6 separate regions of the Homo sapiens genome follow, and regions 2, 3, 4, 5 and 6 are each linked to region 1. Evidence: chromatin loops called from intact Hi-C (ENCODE). Cell type or tissue: IMR-90. All regions are shown on one strand.

Region 1 (4,000 bases):
AAGAGGTGATCACAGGAAGTTAGTGGGAAAAGAAAGGGGAGTGAAGTAGAGATGGGGGAAAGCATGCGCAAGGCTGTCTAATTGAGCTGATTTTCACTGCGCATAGCAGCGGGTTACTACTGCTGGGGGCCTGCAAGGAACAGTGGAGAATGTGATTCAAAATTGCTCCTCCAAATGACAAGTGAGGTCTGAGTCTGGCAGAATTGTGGCACAGGGACCTATTTCATTTGCTATGACTCCCACCAATCAGGTGAGCAATTCTTCTCCCTTTGGTGAGCATATGGGGGTGAGAGTGGCATCCAATGTCATTCACCATTTATCAAGGCAAGGAAAGAAGCCCTGGTTTTACTGTACAGTGCCTAAAAAATAAAGCATCTAGAAAAGCTAAATATTATATCGGCCTAATGTGCACTCTATGAGTAGAGGCTTGTCTGCTTTTCATTTTGAGGTCTTCTGAGACTTCCTAACATGGCCAAGAAAACTCTTGGATATACTTTGGTGTTTGGGTTGTACCAAGCTTATAGTCCCGCTTGAAAATAATGGTATATTAGTTATCTATTGCTGCATAACCAATTACCCCTAAGGTTGGAGGCCTAATACAACAAAGATTCATGATCTCAAAGTTTCTGAGTCAGGAATTCAAGAGCAGCTTAGCTGGTGGCTATGGCCTAGGGTCTCTCATGAGGTTGCAGTTAAGACTTGACAACGTTGCAGTTTGCCTGAAGGGCTTAACTGGGGTTAGGGGATCTGTTTGCAAGATGGCTCACTCACATGGCCATTGGCAAGAAGCCTCGGTTCCTCACTGACAACTAGCAGGAGGCCTCAGCTGCTCTGCATGTAGCACCCTCCATGGGATGGTTTTGCGTCCTCATGATACAGCAGATGTCCTCCCTCAGAGCAAGTGATCTAGGAGAGACAGCAAGATGGAAGATGCAGTATCTTCCAGGATCAATTGTTGTAAATCATACTTCATCACTTTTGCCATATAATATTTTTTAGAGGTAAGTCACTAAAAATAGTCCACACTTGAAAGGAATTAAGCTCCATTTTTTAAAGGAAAGTATATTAAATAATTTGTGAGCATATTTTATTTAAAGCTACTCACCACAAGTGGGATGGCCACTGGAGTCTGGAGAGTTTCAAACTGTAACTCCTTGAATTCAGCTGGAGTCAGTATAGCATAGCAGAGCAGGGTGAGATTCAGGTTCCAATGGACTCAAGGGTGCGACCTGGCCAAGACGAGCTCCTGGGAGTGCCACCTGTGCCATCTCGCAAACCCCACACTCAGAACGACTTCATCTTTGGTTTAATACTCTGTTGCCATCTTGAAATTAAAATTCTTGGTAATTCTTAGTAATTTTGTCTTTGTATCTGTGTTTTGTAAGTGAAGTCCAACGATACCATGGAGCATGTGCAGGAGCAGAGGAGATAGCAACAATAAAAGCGTTTACTGCCATTTCTTGCTGTCCTATTTGCATATAGTGTTCATAAAATCCCATGAGCACGGGATTCCGATGAGTCTACATTGCATGGGAGCTCAGAAGGGACTCAAAGCAAGCACACGGTAAGCATGTTATGTGTACAACTAAGGATGTGGGGACCACACCACTGACAGTCCCAGGAGGCCACATTTTCCATTCAAGCCAGAAAGAGGGCAAGGACATTCTAAGAAACAAGAATTAGCAAGGGACTCTGTCATATCCTTTATTACTCATGTTACTTCCTCTATTAGTCAACCACTTGCACTGAAAATGATACCATAGAAGGAAAGAGAAAGATAGGGCAAACCATAGTGCCTTTTCTTTTCAGTCCTCTTACTCATCAGTAAGTCAAAGGTAGAGAGTGTTGATAGAATGTGCATATTATTAAGAAGAAAAGTACAAATACTTGAACTGGTTTCGTGCAGTGTTTACAGTGTTCTGATAAGAGCAAAATATATATGCGTGTACAAGCTATGAAGTATAAATTGTGTGATTTCGGTAATCTCATAGGAATGAAATACTCTTAGTTTGCATTTAAAAGTGTCATTGCACAATATCAAGATGAATGGTAAATCTATGCTAGTAATTTATCATTTCAATTTTTCTTTATTTAGAACATGAAATAGCAAATTGAAAAACAACACGACCATGACAAGTCAAGGGAGACTGTGAAAGAAATAAAAAAGCTTTATATTTTACTACCTCTAATGACAGTTTTCCCCTGCCTTTTATTTCAAAAACACATTCAGTCTGTAGCATAGAATGAGGTTATGTAACCTTGAACAGTAATAGAAATGATCAAAATACAAAGGCATGGTAATTTATAGGGAGCTGAGTGTAAAACATAAAAAACAGCATTCTCAAGTCGTTTTTTCAGAAGTCCATAGGTGTTGCTTATAAAATAGAGACTACAAAGCCTTGAAGAAAACAGGTTCACAGGAGCAAGATATGGTTCAAGCTGAGAGTCCTCTGCCAAATCAGGGGGGTTGGTAAAATCTAGGGAGAGAACGATTCTAATTTCAAGAAGAAAAGCACTAGACAGAAAAAAGGAACTGAGAAACTGAGAAGCAGAAGTATTACGTTGATGCAAAAGTAACTGCGGTTTTTGCGGTTACTTTTAGTGACAAAAATCGCAATTACTTTTGCACCAACCTAATACATATAGTAGGCCCAAGGCAGTGGATCTGGTGTACAGATATTAGAGATGGATTGAAGGGAGAAAGGGGCAGAAAAAGAGACAACCAAATAGCTTAGACACATACTCCTAAGGCCAGAGCCTGGGCACCAGTAGCAGGGCTGAGTGATGTGGCCATGATCTTCAACTCAAAGAATGTTCAAAGTAGGAGGGACCCCAGAACTCATCTAATTCAAACCACTTATTATCAGTGGGATAAAATGAGGCACAAAAAGGGACATGACTTATCCAAAACTATGGAATTTGTAACAGAAGATAATATTTTAATTTATGCCTTTTCTGCTGTATCACAAAGTCAATTTATAGGTCAGATGGGAATACCTAGGATCTATACTAGAATATGTCTTTCTCCCCTAGAAAGAGAAAGTAGAAAGACGATCAGCTCCACTTGGAAATAGCAATTATGGTAAAAGAACTAGCTCAAAATCCCACACCCAAATTAACATCTGGTTCTCCAGCACTCACGAAGTTTAAGGCATGTGCTGGGTACAAGGAAAAAGCTCTAGGCTCCAAGATTGTTTTCCTGCTAGACTGGCCCCTAAGGGTCAGGGACCAAATCTGATTTACCTTTCCATCTCTAACACCTGGATAATAGTCGTCTTTGACTATTTATTTTCAATAAGTAATTATTTTATTCCTAGGGTCCCTTGCATTTCTATTCTCCTAATATTACATATAAATTCGCTGAGATAAGAGAAGTAAAGAGAGAAGTCAGTGATCACAGAGTGAATGAATTAAGAGCAGAATTCAAGTCTACCTTTCTTGGGCTCTTTCTCCTCACCATTGCTGTTGCTATTCCCTCCAAAGGATTAGGACAAAGGAAAGAGATGAAGCAAAAATGGATACAAAATTGAGTAATAATACAACAATTAAATAATCCGAAAATCAAAGTCTAGGAGAAAGATCTATGAACTGGAATATGAATATGTAGTAAGAGCTTCTTTAGAGTCTAAGGCTGGACTGTTCATAGGCACATTGGCATTTGCAGCATCTAAAACAAGGCTTGGCATATACCTCCCATTGCTACTAAAATAATAGATAGTATATCCTGTAGTTAGACTGTTCAGCAGCATATATCAAGTGCCAGCTTAGTGCTTCAAACTTGAGTTACATTGACAGAAGCCTTCAAAACAATATTGTGTGAGATAAACACAATGGTTGCAGTCTATGGTCTGAAATTCTTTTACTGTGGGAAGGCCAGTTTTAAAGATGATTTGAAGGTCAAATGAGGTCACCTTTAACATAATGTAGCATTTACTGGACTGCAGTGGTCAAGGGAAAACAAAGAGGTTTTTGGAGAACTTAGACATTGGAGAATAGTCAT
Region 2 (4,000 bases), 56 kb before region 1:
CTGTCTCCCAGACTACAGCACCCCACCCACCAATCCTCCCTTCGAAACAAAGATGCATGCAAGCACGTAGTGGAAATGCCGGGCCAGAAGCCTGCCTCCAAGACTCTGTTGGGGTTCCAGGAGGCAGAAATGCCAAGTTGGATTCACAGGTGCCAGGAAGGCCTTACTCCTGGGCACAACAGACTGCCATAAGGTGGCTCCAGGAAGAGAAACTCCACGTAGTCCTTCAGAAACTCATTCTCACCTTTCCAATCCTTTCTATGAAAAAGGTTCTTATTCATGTTACTTTAACCTATTTTCTTTCTTTCTTTTTTTTTTTTTTTTTTGAGATAGAGTCTCGCTCTGTCCCCAGACTGGAGTACAGTGGCACGATCTCAGCTCACTGCAACCTCTGACTCCCTGGTTCAAGTGATTCTCCTGCCTCAGCCTCCTGAGTAGCTGGAATTACAGGCATGTGCCACCACGCCCAGCTAATTTTTGTATTTTTAGTAGAGACAGGGTTTCACCATGTTGGTCAGGATGGTCTCGATCTCCTGACCTCAAGATCTCCCTGCCTTGGCCTCCCAAAGTGCTGGGATTACAGGCATGAGCCACCATGCCTGGCCTACCCATTTTCTTTATCTCAATTCCAGGCCATATCAAGTGCCAATTTTATTAGCATTTAATATTTCAAAGACAAGGATGTCTTGTTTGGAAGACACCATTCAAACCCTCCAGTCCTCTTCTTTGTAACAGCATATGAGGGTAAGAAGAGAACAAAAAATTATGTCCTCAGGTAGGTCAGTTTTACATGGTTTTTGATTCACTGTTGCACATTCCATCTATGTCTACCTTTGTTTTTTGAAGACTCCCCAGCTCCTGGGCCCTTAAGAAAACAATATATATCAGGATGGGTTTGGCAACCCTTCCAGAACCACCTTTTCTGCCCTAATATACTTATGCCTCTTTACATTTGTTTTCAGCTCTTTGGTCCTGAACACTCTCCTGCCAATGGCCCTTTTGGCATTATCGACTTCAGCTTTCTAATCTGGTTTTATTCTCTGTTTATCTCTCTGATTTTAGCATTTCCACTTGAACCAGATGAGAACTCCTGCTCCAAAATCAGTGTCCTAGCCTATTATTAATGTCCTCATTTCTACCATTAGATAATCTTTGCTTTAAGTGAGGAGCCAGAAAACTTTTTCTATAAAGATCCAAATAGTAAATATTTTAGTCTTAACAGGCCACATATAGTCTTCATCGCATGTTCTTTCTTCTTTTCTTTTTTAACATTTAACATATAAACATCATTCTTTGCTTGAGAATTGTGCATAAGCAGGTGTGGGCTAGGTTTGGCTTGCAGGCTCATGGCTTGCCTTTAAATCAGAGTCTACTCTTTAAAACACAATTCCTTTAAAGCAGAGTCTATTCTTAAAACACAAATATTCCTGGAAATAGTGAATAACCAGCAACTCAGTATGAATTAGTTCATTCTCCTTTCTAGTTCCAACTGGATGGAACAAGGTTTTAAAGAAGGGATGGGGGAGATAAGGATTTTTCAGGCCATTCCAATTGTACAGTCAACAGGAAGAATAAAACTCCTGGGAGCTTTGGACAAGGAGGAGGAGAGAAAAAGGGTCTGAGTCACAGTGCTCTACCATGTGTTAATGGCTGTGGCCAGGATGATATTCAAAATATTTAACAGCTGGTAAAGCATGTGCATGACCAAATCAGAAGGACAGCAAGTAGCCTTTGTGCTGGATCAGGGACTGGAGGTTTCTGCTGTACCACACATTAATGCTTTTGTTGCTGGATCTTGGGGCAATCCAGATGCAAGCTGGGTACAGGGCTGGAAAGTGAGTGGTCGTGTTTATTACAAGGCCTAAAATTTCATGTGCTGCCTTGACGTGTTTTAGCTTCACAGGACCCAAAAAGGCCTAACTGTGAATTCTCCTGGTCTTGTAACATATACCCCTTCACTCACCTCTCATGTAGACCAGCTGCACACCACGTGGCCTTCAACCTAGTGAATTTTAGTTCCCTGCAAGCCTACAAAAGTATTCAGACAAACCAACTACTTCCTCCAGTGGGAATCAGGGGGCACTTCACCCTCTTGTTACTGCAGAGTCGGCCTCCTACAGCCTCTGCTTGCTCACTCTATTCCCAAGTGCAATCTCCATGTGGCCCTGCAAGGCATTTGGCATCCTCCTCCTGTGAGCTGTGAGTAAATGTGACTACTAAACTGCTGTTAATCTCATCTGTCCATTGTTGGGTATCATGTTCAGCCATCTCATTCTGTGTAGGGTGGGGAATCTCTCCCTCACAAATGGGGTGAACAAGAAGTGATCAAAATGGGGTGTCACCCTGGGTTTTTGAAGCAGTGACTATTTACCAACCAGTAAAGAAGTAGTTCGGTCTTTTAACAATCAGCACATCTGTATTTGAACCAGTATGGTTGTGATGTGATTAGATCATTCATCAGGGTGGATCCCTTCTGAATGGCCTAGTACCATCCCTTTGGTGATAACTGAGTTGTGGCTCTGAGTTCATGCAAGATCTGGTTGTTGTTTAAAAGAGCATGGAACACTTGCCCTCTGACTCCACCCCTGCTTTTGCCATGTGATGCACCTGCACCCCCTTCACCTTCCACCATGATTTTAAACTTCTGGGGGCCCTCACCAGAAAAAGATGCTGGCACCATGCTTCCTATACAGCCTGTGGAACCATGAGCCAATTAAATCTCTTTTCTTTATAAATCACCCAGCCTCAGGTATCCCTTTATAGCCATACAAACAGATTAGCACAGAGCCCAGTAATTTATTCCTTATAGAGATGTCTAGAACAGTGCACTTTTAAACAAATGTGGTAGCCTCCCTAGTTCATTCTGTCCAGGCCACCGCTAAAGCATTGGGATCCGTTCAGCATTCCTAACTGAAGAGTGACAGTTTCCAATCCAAGAAATTTAGAGGAGAGGAGTAGCAGGAACTCCAAATCACATCACAACCATACTGGTTCAAAGAGCAAACTTGTCAAGTGCTTGGCTTCTAGCCCCACTCAGGAGTAATTATTTCAGTAAAAACAAATGGAACTTGCAAATAAAAGACATTGATATCATCATCATGATTAGTAACATTTTCAGATGTACTCACATTAACTCCTTGACATTGTTGTCGACTCTGAGGTAGGCGATGCAATTTTTATTTTTATTAACACACCAGCATCCTGCATTGTGTTACTGTGCCAAGTCACACATCAGAAAGATTCTGACTCCAGGTCTCCCATTAGGTGAATGTCCTCTTTCAACGAGGAAAAGCATCATCCCTGCTGGATGGACCTCTCTTTTTTAAACCAGCAGTCTGCTCAGTTTTAGTGAAATGCAGGGGTTTATACTGAAAGCAGGTGCTGAATTCCAAGTGAAGGCAGACATTGTCAACAGTGCTCTGACTAAGAGCTGGACAATGTGAAGCCTGTCCCAGGCTTTGGCACTAACCAGCTGTGGACACGTCATGCCTCTCACTGTAAAATGAAGAGTCTGCAAAGGATGACGTCTGAGGTGCCTTCCAGCCCTGCCATCCCGAGGTTATGATGGTGTGATGGGGTCAGGGCTGGTCCTGACTTCCCTTCCCAGTCAGCTGGTGAACGGGATGTGAGCTCACAGGGAGGAACACACAGGAAGGCTTTGGGTGGAGTGTGCCTTCTAACATACATTAGAATACAGAATAATCTCACATCTTCCCATAAGTTGTAGTGAGTCACCAGGGCGAGCTGTGGAGCATTTTTCTCTGGTGTCTTCCAAACTGTAGACTATTTCCCACATTTAAGACCTGTGAAAAAATAAAATAAAATAATTTATGTATACACCATGTGGGAAAAGCTGGGTGAAATAGGCACTGCCCACCCACCACTTACGGAAATGTATGCTGGAGCCATCTCATTGAAGGGCAATTGTCAACATCCATCAAAAGGACAAGCACATATTCCTCTGACTCCGCAATTCCTCATTACGATGGACTAAATGTTT
Region 3 (4,000 bases), 170 kb before region 1:
GTGTTGGCTGGGTGCAGTGGCTCAAGCCTGTAATCTCAGCACTTTGGGAGGCCGAGGCGTGTGCATCACCTGAGGTCAGGAGTTTGAGACCAGCCTGGTCAACATGGTGAAACCCCATCTCTACTAAAAAATTTAAAAATTAGCTGGGCATGGTGGTGGGCGCCTGTAGTCCCAGCTACTCAGGAGGCTGAGGCAGGAGAATCACTTGAACCCAGGAGGTGGAGGTTGCAGTGAGCTGAGGTCACGCCACTGCACTCCAGCCTGGGCAACAGAGCAAGACTCTGTCTCAAAAACAAACAAACAAACAAAAAACAAAAAAAAAAGAAAGAAATTATAAAGTATTAAAAAGATGGGAGGATTCAACGCATGTTATTTTATTAAATGACTCCTAAAAATTCCTTTGAGCCTAAGACTTACGTAATGAAATAATAGATGTCTAAAAGATATGTGATCCAGCCCTATCACATACCACAAAACATCACCTAGAGAAGTGACATCAGCCTTTTCAGAGAGGGAGAGAAATGTTGTACAACCTGCTTAGGGAACCACAATAATGTACAACCTTCCTTCAATAACCATAAGGATGCTCCGGTCAAATAAGTTGGCCACTAACAAAGACCTACGTGTTGTCAGTTACTAGCTGTGGAGGTTCTTCGTTGCTTTTTGCATCTTGGTTAGTGGCTCTGATCAGGGATGTAGAATTTCCAATTTGACCTCTCCTGGCCTCAGTTTTCACACCAGTAGAATGGGGATATTTCACATGTTTGTACTAGTGCATTAAATGAGTTGATCTATTTAAAACATCTGTCAAAGTGCTGACATACAGGAGCTCATAAAAACAATGATTAAACACCCACTGTTTCAGCCCGGTTTGGAAACTAAAGACACAGAGCTGGTGGGGCTTACTCAGGGCACTGACACGTTCTGTAAAATGGGTGGTATTTGAAAGGAAATGAGTCTCCTGGCATAGGAGTTGGTGGAATGTATGTGTCCTTCAGGCAAGATCCTTGTTTGTTCTTGTTCATACAAAGCCACCCACCTTGCCATTGCATCACTAACTCCTCGTTGGCAATTAGTTGTTCTGGAGTGTGGAGGCATATGAAGGAGTTTGTTTGGGACACTGTAGAGATCTGTTTTGTATTTCATTAAGACAGCTAGAGGGGCCAGCCCAAAAGCTGAAGAGCATTAGAACAGCCATCAGGGTCTATACCCCAAGTAAACAGCTTGGGAGATGTATAGCTGCACTGTCAAAAGAGGAACTTCTGAATCAGACAGATCTCTGTGTTTATAGGCAAATTTCTTAACTTCTCTGAGCTTCAGCTTTAAGGATTAGATATAATAATTTATATAAAACACTTGGCCAGTGCATAATAGATATTCCATATTATGTTCATTTCATTGTTTTTCCAATTATTATTTCAATTATATTCCATATTATTATTTTCAAACCACTTTTATATACATTATTTTAAATTATCTCATTTGGTAGTGAGATAAGACAGAAGAGCAGAAGAGAAACTAGAACCAAAGATTCTCAGAAAATTAATTAAATGAGCTGATGCATTCCTGGCCCTAATATTTCCCACTCTGTGTTCTAGTTCTGATTCTGACACCACCCCAATCAATCAGCAGCTGGTTTGCTCTTTGTTCTCTGATGAATTCCATGGACTAAATCATCTTCAGGTGGTGTGACTGAAGAATGACTGTACAATCACATGTGTTTCAGAAGTGGGACATTAACTCTATCCATATTTGGAAGTTGGGGGTGTGAGGGCAGAGGGGTGGAGGGGTGCAGGCTGAATCGCATGGCTGCTATTGAGTCATAGGTTCTTTCCAAAGATTGGCTGTTGAGTTCTGAAAAGCGGATCATCTCTGGCCCTAAATCTTCAGGGTTGCAGAGGCACAGCCCCAGATGAAGGAATTCTTGGCTCTTTCCCATGGGCTCACTGCCCTGCACGAGGTCTGTGGGAGTGCTGGCAGAAGCAAGATGAAGGGAATAAAGAGAGAGGTGGAGCTTGCCATATCTGGTAAGTGCTGGTGCCTGAATTCTCCTTGTCGGCTACAGCTCATTATATCTAAGACCTCAGATTGGATACTCATCAGCTAATTATAGCCTGAGACCTCTGGAAGTGTCCCTAGACATCAGTTGTCCCCATTTAAACTGAGTGGGGGGGGGGGGTGAGGTAGTAGCAATCCTGATCCCTAAGACCACGAGACTCTGACGGTTTCTGGGTCCAACCCAAAAACCTATCTTAGCAATTTAACTGCGGATCATAGAGAGTGGGCAGGTTACATCATGAAGAGAAGTAATATCAGGAGAAGCCCCTGGGATGGCCTTGCCTGCTCATTTGATCAAGCCTTCCCATTACTCATGTTTTCAGAAAGTGCTGCTTGTCTTCTTTTCCATGTGCCCTGTGTGAAAACTTAAAAAGTTTGGAGATGGCAGATCACGAAGAGCCAGGGTAGGAAAGTCAATGTGGTTGTCTTCTGAACACCCAGCGTCTTCCATTCCAGAGCAGGTGGCAGCAGAGAGTTGACACTGCCTCCCTCTCACACTGTACACACACACACTCAATGCATTGTTATTCTTCATTTTGTGTGCTCAACATGTTTATTCTACTGTGTGTCTGTTGTTTGACTGTTTAGGACAGAGTATTGTACCTCAAGTGACATTCTTCTAGCAAAGGACCCTGTCCTTCAGCATTATTTTTCATAACCTGGAGCTGTTCCACTGGTAAACAGCCTGACTTGTCTATTTGGTACTGGTTATCACTCAAAAATATTATTTTTTTGTGGGGGGACACAAGGTGACAAAGTCTGATTTCAGAGTATCTGAAAAGCCTTTATACTTTACTACGAAATGATCTGTGATTTTCTCCCAGAAGTCTCAACCTTTAGAATTTTTTTTCTCTAGCTGAAACCTTTGTTCCCTGGCAAAATGCTAGAGAAGTGCTGTACGAAAGGGTGCACATTAATGTTTATATCTCAGCTACACTGTAATGATGATGAGTATCGGCTTTTATAGAAAATTAATTTTGGGGTGGGGGTGGCAAAAAAAGAGATAACTAATTTTGCAAGGGAATGGATGAAGACCACTTGGCTGGGGTGGCAGAAAGGGGAATAAAAGGGGAGATGAGAGGGAAAGGAAATGGGGCACCCTTTAAGAGGACAGGAATGTAAAAAATAACTATGCAATGTTGCTAAGGAAAAGTTTCATTTTTTCATAATGTTGAGGAAAAGCTGTGCTTATGGTGAGGCTCTGGGAAAACTGACATGCAGTGTGTTCTCTTTAGCTAATCTATTCTTAAAAGGTAAAACCAAAACACCTAGATATTGTAAGATGAGCACATGTCAAAGATTTTATATTGCTCAATAATTAATAAGGGAACCATCAAGATGTTAGAATTGGCTTGCAGGGCAATTCAAAGAATCACACATATACAGTGTTTGCATATGCTAAAGTTAGATCCTGCTTATATGATAATATGATTTGACTGTGTCCCCACCAAAATCTCATCTTAAATTCCCATTTGTTGTGGGAGGGACCCAGTGGGAGGTAATTGAATCGTGGGGACAGGTCTTACCTGTGCTGTTCTTGTGATAGTGAATAAATCTCATGAGATCTGATGGTTCTATAAGGGGCAGTTTCCCTGCACAAGTTCTCTCTCTTGCTGCCACCATGTGAGACATGCCTTTCACTTTCTGCCATGATTGTGAGGCCTCCCCAGCCACATGGAATTGTAAGTCCAATAAACCTCTTTCTTTTGTAAATTGCCCAGTCTCAGGTTTGTCTTTATCAGCAGTGTGAAAATGAACTAATACAGTAAATTGGTACCAGTAGAGTGAGGTGTTGCTGAAAAGATACCCAAAAATGTGGAAGTGGCTTTGGAACTGGGTAACAGGCGGAAGTTGGAACAGTTTGGAGGTCTCAGGAGAAAACAGGAAAATGTGGGAAAGTGTGAAACTTTCTAGAGACTTGTCGAATGGTTTTGACCAAAAG
Region 4 (4,000 bases), 160 kb after region 1:
CTGCCTCCCAGGTTCAAGAAATTCTCCCACCTCAGCCTCCTGAGTAGCTGGGATTTCAGGTGTGTGCCACCACACCCAGCTAATTTTTATATTTTTAGTAGAGATGGGCTTTCACCATGTTGGCTAGGCTGGTGTCAAACTCCTGACCTCATATGATCCACCCGCCTCAGCCTCCCCAAGTGCTGGGATTACAGGCATCAGCACCGTGCCTGGCCTATTGTTGCCATCTTTATGTCCACGAGTACCTGATGTTTAGTTCCCACTTATAAGTGAGAACATGTGGTATGTGGTTTTCTGTTCCTGTGTTAATTTGCTTTGGATAATGGCCTCCCTCTGCATCCATGTTGCTGTACAGGACGTGATTTCCTTCTTTTTCATGGCTGCATAGTATTCCATGGTATATATGTACCACATTTTCTTTATCCAATCTATTGTTGGTGGGCACCTACGTTGATTCCATGAACCGTGCTATTGTGAATAGTGCTATGATGAACATGTGAGTGCATATGTCTTTTTGGTTGAACAATTTGTTTTCTTTTAGGTACATACCCAGTCACGGGATTGCTGGGTCAAATGGTAGTTCTGTTTAAGTTCTTTGAGAAATCTCCAAACTTCTTTCCACAGTGGCTGAACTAATTTAAATTCTCAAGAATATATAAGTGTTCTCTTTTCTCTGCAGCCTCACCAACATCTGTTGGTTTTGACTTTTTAATAATGGCCATTCTAACTGGTGTGAGATGATATCTCACTGTGATTTTGGTTTGCATTTTTCTGATAATTAGTGATGATGAACATTTTTCCATATGTTTGTTGGCGGCTTGCATGTCTTCTTTTGAGAAGTGTCTATTCATATCTTTTGCCATAGGTACTTTTTAAAAACAGGAATGAAACAAAGTGTGTCAATTTAAAGTTGTTTTAAAGGAAATATTAGGTTAAAAATTCGGTAAATAAAAAAGATTAGGTAAATAAAAGCACGGGTGGTACAGGAATATGGCAAAAACCGAGAGATTGGTATGAAAATGACTGATGCTGGAAAACCCTCCCTGACCTACCAAGACACCCCTAACAACTAGAAGACCTTCCTCACAGGGAGCTGAATTTGCCCCAGATAGCTTCCACCGTCTAAGCTCTGTGTGTTTCTTGGGAGGCAGGGCACAGGTCTGGTCTTCCATAGGCAGTTTCTTCAAATACTCAAAGCCCGAAGAGGCCATGAAATCCCTCCCCTTTCCCATACTCAGCCTTTCCAGCTCCTCTGGCAGTCTGCAGCATGCCAGATGACCAAACCCTCTCTCCATTGTCCCTGCCCCACGTTAATGTTTGACCAGAACAGACTATCATCCTACTTTCGGGTTGTACCAGTCAAATTGTGGGGATGGAGGCAGCTCCCGCCACCTTAGCATCCAGGTCACAGCAAAGTTCAAGGAACTTATGGTAAAGATCAATCACACTTATGGCACTGCCAACAGAAGCACATGCTTGTGGAAAATAGCGTAAAAGAATTTTAAGGAGGAGAGCTGGGCTCTGAATTACACCGGAGGCAGAGCGTCTGGACAGTTTTCATCAGAAGCCACGTCCTAGAGGTAGCGAGCTGTAAACAGTCGTTAAAAGCAACGGAGGAATGTGTTAGGGTGGGCCCAGGAAGGTGTCAGGCCACGGCGGGCACGTGAGGGAATGGGCACAGCCTTCATTGTAGGCACAGAAGCTGGAGCCAGCGGGAGGAGGCAAGCGGGCAACCGAACAGAATGGTGAGTTGTCCTGCCGAGGATCACCAGATCCCGGATCAAGAATCCCTGGCAGGATTTTCATGACTACGGATCCCCAGGTGCCACAGGGACCAGTTGATTCAAAAGAGCTTGTGGAACATTAGTAAACATTTTGCTTGTTTATTGTTTTTTTTTTTTTTCTGTTAACTCCCTTGATGACTTAATGTGTGGTCAGAGTTGAGACTAAGCAGTTACAGAGTGTAGAATGCTGGATATATAATGAAATCTGGGTGAACTAAACAGATGTGATCCCTGCCCTCATAGAGCCTTAGAGCCTGGGCGAAGAGATAAACATTAAACACAAAATAAACACACAATTACACATTGTGGTTTGGGTTACAAAGGAAAAGAATGGGGTGGAGGTCGTGTGTGTTACAGCAAATGGGGCATCTTTCCAATTTCTGGGAGAAGACACTCAACGGCTATAAACACCATAGAATTCAGCTCCATGAAATCAGCTATATAAATTGTGACTAATGCTTCCGTGTGTTGTGCAATGGTATAAACATTGCAAAATATAATCAAGATTAAAAATTTTAAAAATAAAATACCAAGCACTATCTCTGTTTGCCCTCTCTGTGTTGTAGACACACGGTGCTAGAGAAGGTCTCACCCCTAAAGCAAAAAAGGGCATTTTGACTCTAAACTTCAGAGAAGCATGGAGGACTGGGGCAGAAACCATAATGAGGATGTAAGAGAGTCTTTGAGAAAGATGCAGCAGGATCTGGTTCAGCCTGGAGAAGAGGAGGCTGGGAGGGCAGATGGGAGGGGATGTCCAAACATATCCTGAGTTTTCTTATACCGAGAAAGAAAGATGAGTTTCAGCTTCTTCAAGAATTGTACATGGCCATGTGCGGTGGCTCACATCTGTAATCCAAGCACTTTGGGAGGCTGAGGAGAAAGGATCATTTGAGTCCATGAGTTCGAGACCAGCCAGGGCAACGTAGTGAGATCTGTCTTTGCCAAAAATTTTAAAAATTAGCTAGTTGTGGTTGTGCATGCCTGTAGTCCCAACTACTTGGGAGGCTGTGAAGTGGGAGGATCACTTAAGCCTGGGAGGTTGAGGCTGCAGTTAGCTGCGATTGTACCACTGCACTCTAGCCTGGGTGACAGAGCATGGCCCTGACCCAAAAGGAAAAAAAAAATTATACAGTATTTGGGTGAATCGTTTATCATTTAAACCATAGAGTGTTGGGGATTTGGAAATTAGTGTTCAGGGGAGAAACCGGAGGGACAGAATGGGAATTAATATATAGTAATATCAATAGCTATAGACTTTTTAAAAATTACGTGTCCTACCAGGGTACTTTTACCTTCCTTGAACCACAATTTTGTCATCCATAAAATTCAAGCGGTGCTCCTGGCTCCCTGTGGGTATTTTGTGAAGCTGTGTCGCATGCTTGCAGGGTGCCAAGCACTGTGCCTACTTCCCTGGGCCTCACTGGGAAAGGAAGCTGTCACCAGTCAAGCATCTGCCGTGGACCAGGCACTGTGTTTGGAATTTTAGAAACGTTATCTGTTTGATTCCTCACAACAAGCTCAATACTTGGAGCTAGGTATTATTTTTTTCATTTTCAGATGAGAAAAACCGAAGCTCAGGGAACATTTCCAAGACCAAGAGCTGAGAACGCTGCGGAGCTGAAATTTAAATCCAGTTTGTCAGACCCCCCCAATCCGGTTTGTCAGCCGCCCCCCATCCCCAAATGAGAATGTGAGAGGGAACAGAGTGGGTGGGGGGAGTGGAGTGAAGCCAGGAGAGGTGAAGGAGAGGGAGAAAGAGTAAAGAAGAAAGAGAAACAGGATGTGAGAAATCGAGACTGAGAGACAGAGAAACTGCGGGAGAGAAAGAGAGAGCGTGAGATAATGAAGCAGAGAAAGACAAGGGTGAGGAGAGGGTGGGGAGGGGACAGAGGGAGGGAGAGCCTGCCAGTAGGTGATGGGCAAAGTCTGGAATTTCTCTGCTTCACTGAGGCTTTAGTGAAATGACCCCCTTTGTCTGCTGACGCATCTGCTTTTACAGTTCAGGGTGTTCCCCACGTTTCCTGAAGCCACGGCCCTCCCCTGTGGTGTCCTACTTGCTCCTCTGTTCCCAGCCTTTCCCAGGTCCCTAGGTTTGAGCGAAGCTTGCACTCCGGATGCCTCTGGTTTGCTCAGACAATAGCTTAATTGCCATTTAAGAGAACTGATGCAACTGACCTTTAACACGCATTGGTTACATGACATCCGAAAAGAGACAA
Region 5 (4,000 bases), 64 kb before region 1:
GCTCCATGTTCTCGTTCAGAAATGCATTATTATCTCAAGTTAACAAATGTAAATTATCTCAATTACCCATTTTTTCAGGATTGTCAAAGAATATTAGTAATGTCAAATTATTAAACAGATGTTAGCTACTGCGAATACTACTGCTACTACTAATGCTGATAATAATGAGAATAATAGTGGTGAATTTGCCAGCATTGTGGAACTTATCAAAATTGCACAGGACAATGAGCAATAGTCTTAGGCAGGGGTCCCCAGCCCCCAGACCACAGACTGGTAATGGTCTGTGGTGTGCTAGAAACTGGGCAGCACAGCAGGAGGTGAGCAGCAAACAAGCATCATCTGAATTTACAGCCACTCCCCATTACTTGCATTACTGCCTGAGCTCTGGCTCCTGTCAGATCAGTGATGGCATTAGATTTTCAAAGGAGCACAAACCCTATTGTGAACAGTGCATGTGAGGGATCCAGGTCACGTGATCCTTATGAGAATCTAATGCCTGATGATCTGTCATTGTCTCCCATGACCCCCAGATAAGACTACCTAGTTGCAGGAAAACACACTCAGGGCTCCTGCTGATTCTACATGATGATGAATTGTATCGTTATTTCATTATATATTACAATGTAATACTAGAAACAAAGTGCACAACAAATGCAATGTGCTCCAATCATCCTGAAACCATCCCCCACCCCACTGTGTGTGGAAAAAATTGTCTTCCGTGAAACTAGTCCCTGGTGCCAAAAAGGTTGGGGACCACTGGTCTAAGGTATACATTTCCATCAGAAAATGGTTTCAACCCATTCAGATTATAGTGTTTGGGGAAGAAAAAGACAAACAGATGAGAGACCTTGATGACATCGTAGAAGAGAAACTTTGTACAAGACGAATCTGCAGCTGAATAAAGTGTCTATCCCCTACATAGCCCCAGTGCATGAATGGTTGCTATGGACTGAATGTTCATGTCCCTCTCCAAATTCATGGAATTGGATTCCATGAATCCAATTATGTTGAAACTCTAATCCCCAATGTGATGACGGTATTTGTAGATGGGACCTTTAAGTGGTAACTCAGTCATGAAGATAGAGCCCTCATGATGGGATTCATGCCCTATTAAAAGAGACATGAGAGACCTTGCTTCCTCCCTCTGTTCTCTGCCATGTGAAGATACAAGAAGAAGATGGACATCTACAAAGCAGGAAGTGGGCCCTCAACAGACATTGGATTTACCAACACCTTGATCTTGGCCTTTTAGTCTCCAGAACTGTGAAATAAGCTACCCAGTCTATGGTAATTTGTTATAGTCACCTAGACTGACTAAGACAATGATTATGTGCTATAAAATGCCATGCAGTAAAATATTTTGGCTGGTCGTAGGGCCTGCAGCCCAGTTACCATGGCAGAGTCCCTCTCCTCAACTCTTCCTTTCCCACCCTCTGTGATAGATGAGTTTTCCTCTGGGGTTCAAGTGCTTCTGGCCGGTAAACATGGGTGACCCGCCTTCCCTTTTTATCCATGCAGCCATAGGTACAGGAAGAGATGGGCAGTATGAGTATTGCACACCCAGTGTCTAATAAACTAGGATGTTCCCAACTGATGATAAGCCATAGGACAGCAGAACAAGACTCCTGAGAAGGAACTCACTCCAAGGAAAGGGAAAGTCTGGATTTACAAACTAGACTGTACATCACCATGAGAAAGAAGTAATGAAAACAGTGTGCTGCCTGAGCTAAAACTTGCCTGGATCCAAATGGGCATGTATGTCCTGTGAGCAAAGCGTTATCATTATTTCAAAATAAATGCCATGACCCTTCAACATTCAAGTGACACACAGAGGAGCTTCTCACTACACATAGGTCATGAGAGGGGCCTCTGGCTTTGCCAAATCAGGTTCGTCATTTGAAATAGCAGATCCATTAGGAAACCCTGGCAGATCATGTGGTGACAACCAGACTTCTCTTTCTGGGTCTCATCTTGAGGGGAGCATCTGGGCTCCTTTCTTGCTTATAGAAGATTGGCCAAGATTTATTCACAGCCACAGAATATTCTCTGCAATAGCAGGTCAAAGGAACCACAGAAAGGGCCTGGAATTCCAACTATTAAAGATGTGGTTTCAGAGCATTTTAGTTTGGGGCGTAAATACATGTGCAATCTAAATAATAATTAATACTTGCCATTTGAAAAACTCTGCAACACAGGGTGATCTAATGCCCCAGTCTTCTCAGGACTGAGGGTTTCCTGGAATGCAAAACTTTCCATCTTAAAAGTGATAATAAAATATAACTGCAACATAACATATATATAATGTGTGTGCGTGTGTGTGTGTGTAAAACATAGGTAGAGATACGACAATAAAAGTATATAGGTGGAGATACATACATACATAGGTAGAGACAGGACAATAAAAGTCACCAGGTGACCAGACCGTAGGTAACCAGGTAATCAGACCATATATGAAACTGTACAAAACTCATGCCAGTTTGGAAAGCTTCATCTCACTCTGTCACTTGTCATGTGTTGGACCTTATATGTGTTGAGAAAGTACCCACCCATGTTCTCAGGTAGGGTAGTCCAGCGGGTTAACTGCACAAGGAGATGTACTTCTTGTGAGCCAACTTTGAGAAAGATGGATTGCAAATAACAAAGAATAGGACCCATTGTGCAGTGTCCAGCACCTGGACTCGTCCTCCCTGCCTGCACGCTACACCTTTTCTTCTTCTAGCCGGGATAGGGCAGAGTGGATTCTGTCCAAAAAGGAGAAAGCAGAGCCCCCAAGAGTAACAGTTCTCCATTCAGAGAAATAAATGTTTCTTAAAATTTTCTACACTGCCCCATTCAGAAGCTTTCCAAGGGGTGGGCTGATTCTCGCCCTTGTGGAAACAATCACTATGAAGGTTTAAGCGCAGGACTTAAAAAAAAAATCCCATTTCCAAATTGAATAGTTTGTCTTATAGGAGGGATTTTGTTTTCTTTTCATGCTGGACCTAAATTTGGCATCCTATGGAAGTTTTATTGCATGGCATTAACCAAGAACTCAGCCAAATCTCCCGAGTCAGGAATGGCAGCTGGGAAAAGTTGAATGAATGAGCTATTTTTTTCCTTCTTTCCTTCCCTTCACTCCATATGTTTTTCAATTTCTGGCTCATAAATTTAATTAAATAAATATTTTAAAATATGAAAGATGGAGAATGTGAGAACTTGATAAATATGAAACGAGCTTCTAAATCTATGAACACGGCATTTGTGGGGCTAGGCTCTATGTTTAGGTAAAGAGGTATTACGAAGCCTTTATAGGGAAGATGAATTAAGACTTGTCTAAAAGTGAAGAAGGATTTTGGTATCTAAACATGGGGAATGGGGAAGCCATGGGAATGTGGATAGCCCTGGGAGATAAGACTCTTATTATAAGCTCACAAGTGCATTTGTGGAAATGAAGATATTTCTGTCATCTATTTGTTGGATTAGCTTCACAGGAAGGCGGAGTGAGCAAACATGCATTGAATATTTACTTGGTGTTCCAGAGAGACATGTGTTGGCTCCAGCAGCAGCACCAGAGCACCAAAAATGAGGCTTTAGCTTATTTTGGAGATGGCTAAAACAAAGATTCAGGGCATGTCTCAAAGCGATGTTGAAGAGGGGAAATAAGGCTGGTGCTAAAGAAAAACTAACCTGATGCTAAAGAAAGAACTAACTAACTCATGTATTCTTTGACAAGATGTGCTCGGGCCAAAGAATAAAATTCTAAACAATCATTGGTTCTGTGGAGGGAGGCTTGCTTTTCATAGAGGCACAGGATAGCAATTCTGAAACTATTCTGTGTGAATTCTAGTATTGAGCAAATAAGTAAATATATTATAGAAGATGGCAGCCAGTGTTCACCTTATAAGAGAAGGTAGTTACAAACATGGTGAGGGGAAATGTTAGCAACACTTCAGTGGTGTTGGATTGGAATTGGAGCTTTCAGTGAGAACTCATGGCATATACTATCTAGATAGCTACAAAA
Region 6 (4,000 bases), 120 kb after region 1:
CTGTGCTACATCTGTGCTCTGTGCATGAGAAGCAGGACAAGGCAAGTGGGTTATCCTCTGCCTGCTTTCTGCCTTTTCACTTTCCATGTAGCCAAACAAAATTAACTCTCTCTTACCTCTCTCTCTCATCATCATTTCAAAAGAAAATAACTCGACTGATTCACATCAAATTTGGGTGGATATTTGGGACAGTCTGCTAAAATACAAGCTATGTTAATAACATGAAGTTTGCTTTGGGAGGCCCTGGGGAACTGGGAGATACTGTGCAGTCATCTTCAGAGCAGGTTCCAAGGGCTATGAATTCATAGAGAAATTAAGAGGATATAAACAGAGAAAACAATGCTTTAAAATGTGAGTCACCAAAGAAAAGTCACAGCCCAGGTGCTGATTTACCCATTAGAGCAACTACCCACAGTGCTGGGAGGGGTGCATGTGTCTGTGTGTGTAACATTTATTATGCACCATATTTTAGGCACTGTATAAAGCATGTTATATGAATTGTATCTAAGGAAGTTATATTATTATCAGGCCTATTTTACAGATAGGGGCAAAAAGGTTCAGAGAAGGTAATAGCTGTGTGAGCTTAGAGCAAGTTACTTAGGTAGAAAGCTAAAATTGGAAGCCCTTGCAGTCTGACTACTTCAGAGTCACTTTTTGAAGTTTGTACTAAAAAATATTACATTATGCAGCTCCTCTGCAACCCATCAGATGCTGCCTCAGTGGCAGTGCTAACCAGTCCAGGCTTACATGCTGGAGTCCGTGTTAAATTAACATCACACAGACATTCATTGTCTCTCATCTATACTGTCTACTAAGCCAGGAACACGGGCAAACACTGGGGTGATGGCTCAATATCAGAAGCCTTCCTATCATCTGTAATCTGACCTGTAGGGAGAAACATTCCAAATACAAGGTAGGAGCAATTTTAGTAGAATGAAAAGAGGAACTTTCCTCCCTAGAGGTCTGAGTGACATCAGAATGAATAAGCAAGGGGGATCATATCATCTACTTTCTAGGGGAACTTTAAAAATAGCAGCAGCCTCTTTCTGTGGACATGGTGGTAATACTATATCTGGGCCACTTTTGTATGCAACCCATCAATTCAGGAAGTAAATGCAGTTTACATTTATACTGCACAAAGTCAAAGCAATTTGATAATTTTCAGCTTAACCAGTAAATTTCGATGGCAGATAATTCACATCCTAATCTGGATGGTAGAGCTCTAATTATTTAGTTTAGTTGTCTAGAGTGATCAACCCCAATGTAATGCCACAGTTGCTTTTCCACATTGTCCGAGGCAGTAGAAAGAACGGGGTGACAGCTTACTCATGCATTCATTCATTAGGCACCTTCTACTTTCTAGACATGATGGTAGGCACTGGAATTGCAGGATTAATAAGATGTGTTTCTCATCCTTGAGAAGCTTGCAGCTTAATGGGCTGGGTTCTAGTCCCGGCTGTAATCTGAATAGCTACATGTTCTGTACAGGCGACTTCAAATGACTTGACCTCTTTTCTGGCTCTCACCCCCAGTGTGATACCCGAGGAAATTATATTAAGACTCTTTGTTAGGAATGGGCCCCAGTTTACACTGCCATACACTATTGATGTCATCTGTCGACAAATCTTTGCTAGTATCTTCCATGTACCACATAGTGTGCTTTGCAGAGATAATTTGTCAAGGACATGACCCCTTTATGAAGATTATGGTCCTGTGGGAGAGAAGAACATTAAGGTGGAGAGTAAAATACTATGAGGCCTGCTGTTGCATTGTAGGGTAGACAGGAGGCGCTGTGGTAGGGCCAGGGAATAGTATCCTTGGAGCAAAACTAGGTTGGGTTTTAGAGATTAAGTGGCAGTTAGTCATCCGATTGCGGGAACAGGGGAAAAGATTCCAAGCAAAGGGAAGATCTGAGCAAAGATCAGGAGGCAAGAGGGAAGATTTGTGTTTTAGAGAATTACAACCAGGTTAATATTATTGAAGGTAGAGGTAGGGAAGAAAAGAAGAAGGTGGGAAGAGGAAGGCAGGCAGGGAAAGGGGGTGCAGGGTAGATGGGCAGAATGAGAGAGGAAAGGGAGGGGAGAGGAGAGGAAGGGAGGGAAGAGGAGGGAAGGGAGAAAATGGGAATATGGAAAGGATAGAGAGGCAAAATAGAAAGGAAAAATGGGGACCAGATTATAAAGAACTTTGTGACCCATGCTTAGGAGTTTGGACTTGAACTTGGGGAAATCAGAGGTCACAGAAGGCCTTAAACAACAGAAGAATGCTGAAGTTGGAAGTGAGTTTTACAGTACAACACGTGGAACACCTATTGCAGAGGAATCAGGAAGAGCAGGCCAGAGGTTGGTTGATCTGAGGCTTAATGAAAAGCCTTTCTTCCCTCCCTTCCTTCCTCCCTCCCTCCGTCCCTTCCTTCCTTCCTTCCTCCCATCCTTGCCTCTCTTCTCCCTTCCCCCTCTTTTTCTGTCCCCTCTCTCTCTTCTTCTGTCTTCCCTTTCTTCCGTTTTCCTCTACTCTCCTCTTCCTTTGGGTGTTGGGGAAGCCATGGAAACTTCTGAAGCTTGACAGGCAGGAAGGAATGCTGTGTGGATGCTCCATGGCTCTGAACCCAACAGAAGTGGTTTTGTGACTGTATAAGGAGCTGGTGACATCCATTCCTGCTGAAATTCCTCATGATTAAGACCAAGCTCCAGCCCATAAGAAGGCAGGGACTGCCGGGAAGTGACTCAGCAAGGGTGGCACAGATGATACCAGATTCTAAGAATCTAAACTATGTGGTTTGACGGAGCACCCTTGACTACTAAGCTGTTCTCTTCTTTCCTTCTGTGGCTTTGGCCTAGAAGAGGGTGTCAGGTTTGGTTATATCCATCCTCAAACTCTGTAGAATAGTTGTACAGGGCCCTATGAGCTCCCTGTAACCCTGTAACTCTAAGCCTAAAGGCCTGAGCTAAAGGCATAGTCAAGGTATTTACAATACAAAGCAAGGAGAACCAAGGGGGAGCTAAACACCACAGGCTTTACTTGAATAAATGAGGAGATCTCATTATACAATCTCCCTATATGAGTAAGAAAATTGAGTACCTGAATAATTAAAAGATAAGACCAGGAAGTATCAGTAAGGGTGAGCTTCATCTTGAAGTGATGGTCAAGAATGAAGGATCCCAGGCCAGACTGCCTTGGTTAGAATCCTGATTCCACCACTAATGAGGTGTGCAACTGGGGGGAAGTCATATCATCTCTCCATGCCTTGATTTCCCCATCTGTACAATGGGAATAATAATAGTCCCTATCTCACTGGGTTGCTGAAAGAATTAAATGAGTTAATACTTGAAAAGTACTTCAAAATAGCTCTTGGCACATAACAAATGTTTATAAAGTGTTTTGTTAAATGAACTGAAGAAAATCATCTTTCCCTTTTCAAATAAGTTGTGTAGGCCCTACACTGTAGGGTAACCTGGACATCTTTTCAGTTCTAGGTGAAGGAGGCCTGAAAATAGAGAGCTACATGTGCCCATGGGTAAATATTAATTGTGATCCAGCAGACAGATGTCTTTCTACTATTATGTCTTTGTAATAAAGAATCTGAACAAAGAAACTGAAGACAAAGAGAGAGATTTTTTCTTTAAACCCTTAGACCTCAGGCTGAAATTAATATGTTTAGATTAGCAGATAGTAATGCAATTTCTAAAAGTAAACTTGAGGGGAAAAATATCAAGAGACCTAGCATTGTGTGGTTAAGAGAAGAAAAAGTGAAATAAAAATAACTCCATACCCTCATGCAACCCCACACAGGCAGACAACATTATCCAGACAGGGGATAAGTCTGTCCCTGTGTCAACCCTTTAGAAGTTAAGGCTCTCTCCTAAGCTTGAGCCAACCCAGCCAGGTATCTCTCTGGCTTAGACTTCCATGATAGCTACAGGGAGCGGGATAAGTTGACACTTTTCCTTCAAGTTCTGCTCTGCTGTTCCTTCTAGGAAGACCAAATTCACAGCCAAGC

The links. Peaks named below come from ENCODE experiments on the same cell type or tissue, not always from the same donor. Only the 100,000 strongest peaks of a DNase experiment are listed, where the experiment ranks them.
Region 2: a loop joins it to region 1, with 4 times the contacts of the local background. A loop is called at or near these places in 5 of 110 quality-filtered maps.
Region 3: a loop joins it to region 1, with 2.5 times the contacts of the local background. A loop is called at or near these places in 2 of 110 quality-filtered maps.
Region 4: it touches region 1 in a loop (5-fold over the local background); 2 of 110 quality-filtered maps call a loop at or near these places.
Region 5: a loop joins it to region 1, with 4 times the contacts of the local background. A loop is called at or near these places in 4 of 110 quality-filtered maps.
Region 6: a loop joins it to region 1, with 9 times the contacts of the local background. A loop is called at or near these places in 6 of 110 quality-filtered maps.

What each region holds. Positions count from the first base shown.
Region 1 is chr2:217,221,300-217,225,299 of GRCh38, reverse strand. No RefSeq gene overlaps it. Among named protein-coding and RNA genes, the nearest start is that of DIRC3-AS1, 59 kb to the left of the region's middle. RefSeq lists an enhancer at 738-1,937. In IMR-90, no CTCF peak of the experiment used is centred here; a DNase peak (open chromatin) is centred at 1,799; H3K27ac peaks cover 3,634 bases.
Region 2 is chr2:217,277,401-217,281,400 of GRCh38, reverse strand. No RefSeq gene overlaps it. Among named protein-coding and RNA genes, the nearest start is that of DIRC3-AS1, 3.3 kb to the left of the region's middle. In IMR-90, no CTCF peak of the experiment used is centred here; DNase peaks (open chromatin) are centred at 1,630, 2,140 and 3,530; H3K4me3 peaks cover 928 bases; H3K27ac peaks cover 4,000 bases.
Region 3 is chr2:217,391,668-217,395,667 of GRCh38, reverse strand. All of the region lies in intron 8 of DIRC3 (disrupted in renal carcinoma 3), which reads left to right. Among named protein-coding and RNA genes, the nearest start is that of DIRC3-AS1, 110 kb to the right of the region's middle. In IMR-90, no CTCF peak of the experiment used is centred here; a DNase peak (open chromatin) is centred at 1,787; H3K27ac peaks cover 2,140 bases.
Region 4 is chr2:217,064,356-217,068,355 of GRCh38, reverse strand. It overlaps LOC105373873 (a long non-coding RNA gene), which reads left to right and starts at 1,441. Exons shown (of 4, transcript XR_923877.3): 1 at 1,441-1,745; 2 at 3,342-3,440. RefSeq lists an enhancer at 3,034-4,000. In IMR-90, no CTCF peak of the experiment used is centred here; a DNase peak (open chromatin) is centred at 2,125; H3K27ac peaks cover 2,315 bases.
Region 5 is chr2:217,285,152-217,289,151 of GRCh38, reverse strand. All of the region lies in intron 1 of DIRC3-AS1 (DIRC3 antisense RNA 1), which reads right to left. All of the region lies in intron 12 of DIRC3 (disrupted in renal carcinoma 3), which reads left to right. Among named protein-coding and RNA genes, the nearest start is that of DIRC3-AS1, 4.4 kb to the right of the region's middle. In IMR-90, no CTCF peak of the experiment used is centred here; a DNase peak (open chromatin) is centred at 2,121; H3K27ac peaks cover 3,009 bases.
Region 6 is chr2:217,104,657-217,108,656 of GRCh38, reverse strand. No RefSeq gene overlaps it. Among named protein-coding and RNA genes, the nearest start is that of DIRC3-AS1, 180 kb to the left of the region's middle. RefSeq lists an enhancer at 2,092-3,291. In IMR-90, a CTCF peak has its summit at 1,781; DNase peaks (open chromatin) are centred at 1,836 and 2,716; H3K27ac peaks cover 3,164 bases.